Regions from separate parts of the Mus musculus genome. Here region 1 is linked to region 2. The links are chromatin loops, found by intact Hi-C in ENCODE. Cell type or tissue: gastrocnemius. All regions are shown on one strand. Links, peaks and the distances in the headings refer to the core of each region. The heading gives the core; the rest is flanking DNA.

What was found. Peaks named below come from ENCODE experiments on the same cell type or tissue, not always from the same donor. Only the 100,000 strongest peaks of a DNase experiment are listed, where the experiment ranks them.
Region 1: it touches region 2 in a loop (2.3-fold over the local background); 2 of 42 quality-filtered maps call a loop at or near these places.

What each region holds. Positions count from the first base shown.
Region 1 is chr12:75,570,285-75,574,673 of GRCm38, reverse strand. The region is part of intron 2 of Ppp2r5e (protein phosphatase 2, regulatory subunit B', epsilon); the gene reads left to right. Among named protein-coding and RNA genes, the nearest start is that of Ppp2r5e, 24 kb to the left of the region's middle. In gastrocnemius, for the core only: a CTCF peak has its summit at 2,226 (motif pointing left); a DNase peak (open chromatin) is centred at 2,218; H3K27ac peaks cover 1,334 bases.
Region 2 is chr12:75,462,379-75,466,767 of GRCm38, reverse strand. Ppp2r5e (protein phosphatase 2, regulatory subunit B', epsilon) reads left to right here. Exons shown (of 14, transcript NM_012024.3): 10 at 90-140; 11 at 1,775-1,894; 12 at 4,339-4,389. Among named protein-coding and RNA genes, the nearest start is that of Gphb5, 48 kb to the right of the region's middle. In gastrocnemius, for the core only: a CTCF peak has its summit at 2,557 (motif pointing left); DNase peaks (open chromatin) are centred at 2,191 and 2,507.

The DNA of each region.
Region 1 (4,389 bases), core at 178-4,177, 110 kb before region 2:
CTGGTGGAAAGGGAACTGGATTTTTGACACTTTACCCAAGGAAAAGAGATCGTCTGAAATCATTTCAGGCTCTAACCTTTAGAAGAGTCTAGTCAGGTAAATAAAAGGACCATAGAGCTTTTGGAGCTCTTGACAGCCAGTGTCTAAATGACCACTTTTGGGCCTAAATTATTAGCATATTTCAGAATGATTTTAGTCAGACAGCATACCTGGGAGTGTGACTCTATACTTGATAATTATCTATTTTTCAATCAATTAATTCATTTATTAAAGTAATCTTTAAAATTTCCTTTACTTTACATGTCATACATAAAGCAAGCATGTGAGTGAGTGTGGGTGTGTGGTTATCATGGTGTTCATGTGGATATCAGCAGACAATGCTTTGAGAATCTCTTCTCTTCTTCCACATTGTTGAAGCAGGGTGTTTGAGGTTGTTGACTGTATCCACTCGTGTGGATTCTACACTAGCAGGTCTGTAGGCAGATCTGCCTTTGCCTTCCATCTTGTGTAGAAGTGCTGAGAGTGGCCTTTTATCTTGTTTCCAGGGATTAAGTTAGGTCATTGGGCTTTCACAGTGAGAGGGTTACCTACTGAGCTCTGTATGTTTCTGAATTTGGATGACATATGTCTTAAGAATTTTAGTTAATGATTATTCTTTTTCATTTATGCTAATGTATATCCCCTCCCTCCCTCCCTCCCTCCCTCCCTCCCTCCCTCTTTCTTGCAAGGTTGCTTATATGCTCCCCCCCCCCCGCCCCCAGAATGTAATTTCTCCACGAGAGAGTATTTGATATTACTTTTTGTCCATAAATGTGACGATACTGAGTAGTTATCTGTCTCTTGTGGTCGGGTAGTCATGAGGTTTTGTCTGATTCATTTGGAGAAGATTAGTGGTTAATAACTTTCCCCCAGAGTATGGTCAGTTGTGAGGACTGTTGTGAGTTAGTATAGTTCACACTAGGAATACTGGTGAACGTTATATGTAAATATTGTATTTATATATAATATGCATTATATATAAATATTAGCTGTTATTGTTTTTGTTGCTATTTATTTATAGATGCTATTTCTGACCTGATCTTATGACTTGGTTTTCAGTTGGGGTTTGTGAATAGTGTCTTTTTGTGTGCTGTGTTCAGAAATGTGGGCGTTTGCTTTTTAAAATCTATTTAGTCTTATTGATTACATCCAGTAAAATGATAATTCACTATATAACATTTGCTTAGTGTGCTTTACAAAGCAGTTAAAAAGAATTTTTGGGTAACATTTGGAAGCTGTCAAAATGAGTACATGACTGAACCTAAGGAGTCGTCTAGCCAAGTGTGAGTTCGCTGTTACACCAGATGTTAAAACGTGTTCACCTGCCTTCTCCAGCTGGCCTGGCAAGTTGGAGTGGGTGGAGACTAGGGAATTAGATGTGTGTCATGACACTGGTTATCATCATTGTGAAATGTCAGGGGGCACTGTTGGTGGTTGCCAATTATAGTTAAGTGGTTAGTGGGTGCTACCTGGATAGAAAGGAAATAGCTATTATCCTAACAGTTTATGTTAAGTAGGAACATTGAAGCAGATTTTTAAAAAGTTTTTAGAAGTTGTGCAAAAGTATCTTTGTAGCAGGTGGCCTAGAATATGTATTTTAAACTTTCTCATCATCTGTGAATTTTTACTTAGAGCTATTTTTATGAGAAAGAGGATTTGAGCACATTGTAATTTTGATTAGTGTTGAAACCTGCATCTAGTTGAATGTACATAGATGTTTTTTCTTCCCTCTGAGAAGTTGCAGTTATTACAATGTCTGCTTGTAATGAGAATTATAAAATAAACTTGTCCTTGACCTGCCTTCAGTTCCTGCCAAGCTGAGAAAAGGCATTCACTTTTGTTCATTTTGCCCTTTCTTCTGGACAAATAACCACAGAGCCTGAGTGCCCACCTGTGAAGTGGTGGAGCAGCCACCTTGCAGGACTCATGTAAGGGGGATGTGTGTGCAGAGTGACCTGCCTTCAGCAGAACTGACAGCCAGCAGGTGCTTGGTAATGGACAGTTGTCATGATTCTGTCCTCGGGGTCAGGGTCAAGGCCACTCTTGTCAGTGTATTCTTGGTATCTGGGAAAGATCCCCACTCCGTCCTTGCTAAGGCAGAAGAGCAGCTCCTCCTCTGAGTGCATCAGTGCTGACTACTGCAGTATCTCTTTGTTCATGTTTATGCCTGTAGTGCTTCACAGCGCCCTCTGGGGGGGGGTGCCATAAGCTTGAGTGTCACTTAAAAGACTTACCATTATGATCTATGCTGGGTAGCTGAGAGGTGATATTTTGGCAGAGTGCAGTCTCTGAAAGGCCTCTGATTCTTAAAGGTTGTCAAGCACAGCGTAAGGTCCTGGGTCTGAGTTTCCTTTTCTGGTGTTGTTATCCATCTCTTCAGCTGTGTCTGAGGCTGACATGTGGGAGATGTGGGATAAGCACTTATTGAATGAATAAGTGTGGCAATGTGTATATATCAAGATTTGTGGGGTCTTTACTAGCTAACATTTATTTGATTTCCTTGAGGAGCAGATACAGGATACAAGCCTTAAGTAACCTCATAGCAGCCTTGGCAATAAATCCAATTCCATTTCCTGTCACATTTGTGGTTTAAGCTGGGCACAGATTTGCTGTTGCACAGAATTGCTACTGGGACTAACCTGGAACCTTTCAGCTGCTTTCCTTGAAATGTGCTAGAGGAAAACAGGGATTAGGACCCAGGCCTGTAAGGCATGGGCTTCATGTGGTCTCTTGGGCTATGTAGACCAGGGCAGCCTAGAAGTCATGGAGATCCACCTGCTCCTGTCTCTTGCTAGGGTTAAAGACGAGTGCCACCATGAAGCTTGGCGTCCCTTTTCCTATTCTGGCCTCTCAGTTGTACCATGAAAGTTGAGAATCTAAAAGGTTCCACTCTTTTATGAGTAAGCGTTTGTCTACAGATCTGTATATGCCCACATGTGTCCCTGGTGTCCACAGAGGTCAGAAGAAAACACTGGATCTCTTAGAAGTACAGTTGCAGATGGTTTGTGAACTGCCATCTAGGTGCTGGGAATTGAACCCAGGTCCTTTGCAAGAATAGCCAGTGCTTTTAATCCCAGCTCAGAAAAATTTAAAAACTGCTTTAATTTTTGATTTAAACAGGTTCAATTAAAAAGGAAAAGTTTGAGTTTGTGATTATAGGAATCCTTTCTTCTGCCTTCTGCTGATGCATAATCATTACACTTTTTAATATATAGAAAGAGTTTTAAGTTGATCATTCCTTTGTTTTTATAAGACTAGGTAGAAGGATTTGATGGAGTTTCAAATTTTTTGTTTGCTTAATTTTTTTCTTTGAGATTTATTTATTTTTCATTTTATGTGTCTGGGTATTTGTTTGCATGTATGTCTGGTACAAAATAAGCATGAAGAACCTGAAGAAATCATAAGGGTGTGTCACTCTACTGGAGCTGAAGTTACAGAGCTGTATGTGCTGAGGACTGAGCCCAGGTTCTTTGGAAGAGCAGTCAGTGCTTTAACCACGGAGTCACTGTCTCGTCCCCTCGTCCACATTTTGGGAAGGGCTCTGCTCTATCCCAGACTAGCTTGGAATTTGCCACTCTGTAGGCCAGATTGGTCATGAACACAATACTGCCTCATCTCTCTACGCATAGCCACCATGGATAGGTGTAAGTTTTCCATATTTTTGGGCAACAGAGACACATTTATTTGCTTATATTTTTAAAAGATTGTACAGCATTTAGGGAGATTTTCTTTAACTAGGAAATTCATTTTCAAAGTTCTTTAGTTTCTGGGAGCTTAATTTCATAAGCTTCAGTCTATCCTTGTCCTCTGCACCAGGAGGTGACAGTGTGTGTATGTGAACGGACCCTGAAGGGCCATTCTTCAGAGAGTGTACCTGTAGAATCGGTGCTGGTCAGCATCTGGCTCCAGGGATTTTCTTTTTTCCTGGATACCCACTTTCACAAGTCAGATAAACTGGTCTCTGAACTTTGGGATGGCTACTTTCATTCAATGATCCAACAATTCCTGTTTTGGTTCCAAAAAGGCAGTTTTCTCCCAGCCATTAAATAGCTAGGTTTCCTTTTCCTCTGTTCTTTGTTTTTAAAGAGAAAGTGGGGTCTTTCACAGCTGTTGATTTCTCTTTGGTGATAATGAGTGAGCTCTTTTAGAAACTAACCCATTATAATACTGCTTTAACTCAATAGTTTACCTTAGGTCATTTTGGGATTTGGAAATGGATGGCCGTCTTCACAGGCTTATGATTGTGGCATGTTCTGGTTAGCAGGAGATTTGGTGCTTTGGGCACAGCAGGCACAAAAAGATCCTTGATAAGGATTGTGATGCAATCTATGTAAGTGGCTGCCAAACAAC
Region 2 (4,389 bases), core at 140-4,139:
TATAATGTGAAAAAAAATTAAGCAAAAACCATCTTCATTAAAATGTCAAACATTAAATGCCTCAATTTTTTTTTTCCTTTTCCTTTTAGGTTATTAGGGGGCTAATGAAATTTTGGCCTAAAACATGCAGTCAAAAAGAGGTAAGTACTTAACCTTGGAGAGTGCCAGTGGTAAAGGAGTGCTTTGCCAAGCCCTGTGAGGCTAAGCACGCATGAGGGGACGCCTCATCTAAACTTGGCTTTGTAGTTCTCGGTCTTACTAGCGCTAAACTGAGGCTTCGAGTTGAGTAGCACATCCAGGCACACTGAGTGAGAGCATGCCAATAGACTAGAGCCTGCCTCCTGAACTCTGAACCCTGGCCAATCCCCACCGTGTGTCCAGCTAGCTCCACTGAGGCCACTTTGTAGTGACTCTGTAGATAGATCCCTGAGCATTCTGCTCCAGTCCCCATGTTAAACTATACTATGGGTGAGGGCTTACAGTGTATAGTCTCACAATATACACCAGACCATTAGCTTGACATTCCCGGAAATGAGGCACATACAGTCACCAAGGCATGTGTGTTTGTAGGGAGTCCCCAAGCAGGAGCTTGAATGGATCCTAACTGTCACCACCCCAGATCTGAAGCCCTCTCTTAGCCTGGAAACAGAGGCCACCTGTTATCTTTATGTCACAAGAGGATGTATGTGTCTTAATGAAGGATGGGGTATAGGAAGAGCCCCTTCCTCACATCAGTGATTCTAACCTCAGTCCATACAGCGTCAGCAAATTACCTCGTTCCTTAACAATAGGAGTTTAAGGGAATCTGCTGTTCTTTGTACCTTGAGACACAAAAGAAGTGTCTTCCTTCATATTTTAATTGCTCGTTTAGCTTGCCTAACGTTATTTTTAGTGAGTAAATAGTCTTTATTTATTATTTTTCATTCTATTTATACAACTGTCTAAATCTGTTTATCTTGCTCCATTGTGTGATCTTCAAGCTTTCTTTTGCATACAGCCCCGAGGCCATGAGATTCACTGTGCTATAGAGAGAGGGGAGAGGGAGAGGGAGAGTGTGTGCACGAGTGCTCGTATAAGCATAGGAGACAGGTCAGTGTGTGCTGATGCGGTTACTGTGCCTCCATAACATGAATTTGTTTGCTAGTGGGATGCAGCTGCCTGTTGAGTGACTGTGTGTTCTGTTGTGGTGCTGTGGACTAATGCACATTTGTTCAGGAGTGTCAGCCATTATTTTAAAAACTGGGGATGGGTAGGGTGTTAAATATCTTGGTTGCTAGCAGTGGGCAGAGTTCCAAAGGCCTGAAGACGGAGAGGCCAGTAATTTGCTTTAACAGAAGACCCTGTCCTGAGTTCTTTGAGAAACGGGTATGTTCTTTGTGTATATGGCAGTAGGTAGGGTACGCACACGGAGGCCTGAGAAGAACTCTTAACACAGTGACTTGCCATAGAATTTGGAGCTAGGCTGGCAGCCAGGAAACCCTGGAGATGCTCCTGTCTCAACACCCCATAACACTTGGGGTTGCAGGCATGTCTATGGCCTGCTCTGTCTTTTTATGTGGATGCTGGGGATTTGAACTCAGGTCTTCATGCTTTCATAGCAAGCACTCTTACCCGCTGAGCCGCCATCCCAGGCTAAGACAACTAGACTGATGTCTGGGCCCTTGCTTTTGTTCTGTTGCTTTGTGTGCACCCTTTCCTTAAGATACTGAGTAAGCTGAGCATGTGGGGATTTTCGTGGTTGATCTCATGTTTTGTGCTTTGTTCTTATTTATAGGTCATGTTCCTCGGGGAGCTGGAAGAAATCTTGGATGTGATTGAACCGTCACAATTTGTTAAAATCCAAGAACCTTTGTTTAAACAAATTGCCAAGTGTGTTTCTAGCCCCCATTTTCAGGTTAGTAGGAAAGAGAACACGAGTCAGAGTGATGTGTGCCATGTGAACTCATTAGGCTAAACTTCATTTGTGTTGGGAAAAAAACCGATCATGGACACTAGCTACTTTAAAAATATTATTTATTTATTTTTATTTTTAATTCTGTGTCTGTTGGAGTGCAATGCCCACAGAGGCCAGCGGCACCTCAGCTCCCCTGCTGCTGGACTTAGAGGTGGCTGTGAGCTGGCTGGTGCGGGTGCAGGCAGGGTACCGAGCCTGGCTCCTCTGCAGAAGGCAGTCAGTACTCTCATAGGGACTCAGCCATCTCTCCAGCCCCTGCTGCTTGTTAACAAATTGTTACCGGATGCTGAGCATCTGCCTCTAACAGGCTCTGTCTTTTAACTTCAGTTCCCATAATACCCTGCAAGAAGACAGGATGTGAATACCAAAGCTGGAAGCTGTAAAATAACTGAACTTGGCTAAATTAGATGACGTGGGCTGCTGGGGTTTCTTCACTGTATGAGAAGGAGTAATCAGTAATCCTTAGGAGGAGGGAAGAGAAGCTGGGTGCTGTCCTCCGGACAAGATCCCAAGTGGGAATGTCAATGGGTTTTTATTTTTAAGGTGGCTTATTGTAAAAAAGGCTTAAAGCCCATGACCTTCCCACAGCCTGCTCTGCCTCCTTGTGGCTGTTTGGTGAGAACACAGGGAAGGTGCACTTGGTGTTTTCAAGGAGGTCCTGGCTGCAGTGCTTTGAAACCAATACAGGAGAGAACGGGACCAGAGTTGAACATAGTGCTTTAACTTACGTGGTGGCTGTCTTACCAAAAGTCCATCTTACAAATCTAGCAGGCTCATCATACTGCCCCTCGTTTGAAGACCCTGTTCAACAGCACAAAAGCACACTTGAAATTTGATGGTGAACTATCCTTTAAGCTGGCAGATTGAGGCCTTGACTATTCCTGTTTTTAAATCTAAAGACATACTAGTGTATTAAGCTAGTGCTTAGGCCACACAGAACAAAAGGAGGGACAGTTCTGTGAGGTGTACAGACTAGACACAAATAGAAAAGTTCAGAGCAGTGCACACGACACTAAGTCTGTAATGTTCAAAACATATGGACTGTTTAGTTTTCTGGTTTCATTTGACTCTTTGGTATAGTGGAGGCCAAGGGTCTTTCACAAAGAACAAGGCAGAGAAACTTACTGGATACTCAGTGCTCAGGAAGGAAGGTAATTTGTCATACTGAGAATGACGTTCCGTAGATGAGCATTGCGTAGCACTTGCAGGGCCTTGGGTTTTTTTGTTAACAAAGAAGAAGGAGGTAGGAAAGAGTGTATGGTAGGCTCAGGTTGCTATGACAAATGCTCCAGACCAAGTAGCTTTAACAGCAGAGATTGACTTCCCCACAGTCCTGGAGGCCAGGAGTCTGCAGTCATGCATGTGACTGTTCGCCATGATCTTAAGTAGCTCCTGTGTATGTATGTACAGGTTGTTCGTTCTGCTCTGTAGCCCCCATCACAGTTTACATCAAACAACTGCAGGTGCTTCATTCCCACCAGTTATCCGATCTTAAGGGACAGCAGGGAAGAGTTAAGAGAAGGCTACTGTATGTGCCACTTGCTAGCCATGTGACCTTGAGCCAATGACTTACACCTAGCTCTTCAAGTCTCATCTATAAAGCTGGAATAATGACACCACTTACAAGGTTTAAGAGCAGTGACATGTGAGTGTGCACAGCACATGGCTTCTGTGTGCTAGCGTTCCTTGAAGGCTGTTTCTAAGCGTTCAGGGACCAGTAAGTCAGCAGTGTTTTGAACCTGCCAAGTGATGGAGATGGAAAGGCTCTAATTTCTCAGTCTGTCAGGGTGTGAAATCTTGTTTCTTTTCGTTCTAAATCATGATCTTTCAATTTACATAAATAAAAAAAGCCATTTGAGTTCATCAAGTCCAAGGTGAGAAACTTTTAGGCCCAGCAGATGAAGTTAGAGTATTGTGGACAGAGGACAGAATCTAAACCAATAAGTAAATGACATCCTCCTCCAGCTAGACCCCACAGCTTTCCAAGTAGCATCACAGGTTGTAGACAAAGCATTTAAACATAAGCCTTTGGGGACATTTAAGACCCAAAGTGTAACAAGACAAGCGGACTAGCAGCTCTGAAAGCTGAGCTCATGACAGTGTGTGTAAGGAAGAGTGTGGAAATAGAGGAGATGTGTAGATAGACCTAAAGAGAGGATAAATTAACAGATAGGGAAAAGCCCCAAAAACCAAGAAAACTTTTCCTCCCCAAACTGATGAACCACCTGGCAACTTCTTGGAAGATCATAAATCTTACAAAATGTAAAGAGTTATTAATATTTAATCATACTTTTGATTGAATGATTTTAAAAATAGCCTTTTAAAATACTTTTGTTTGAAAAGATTATAACTTGTATTATAATTGTTCTGTTTCTTTCCTCAAGGTGGCAGAAAGGGCACTCTATTATTGGAATAATGAATACATCATGAGTTTG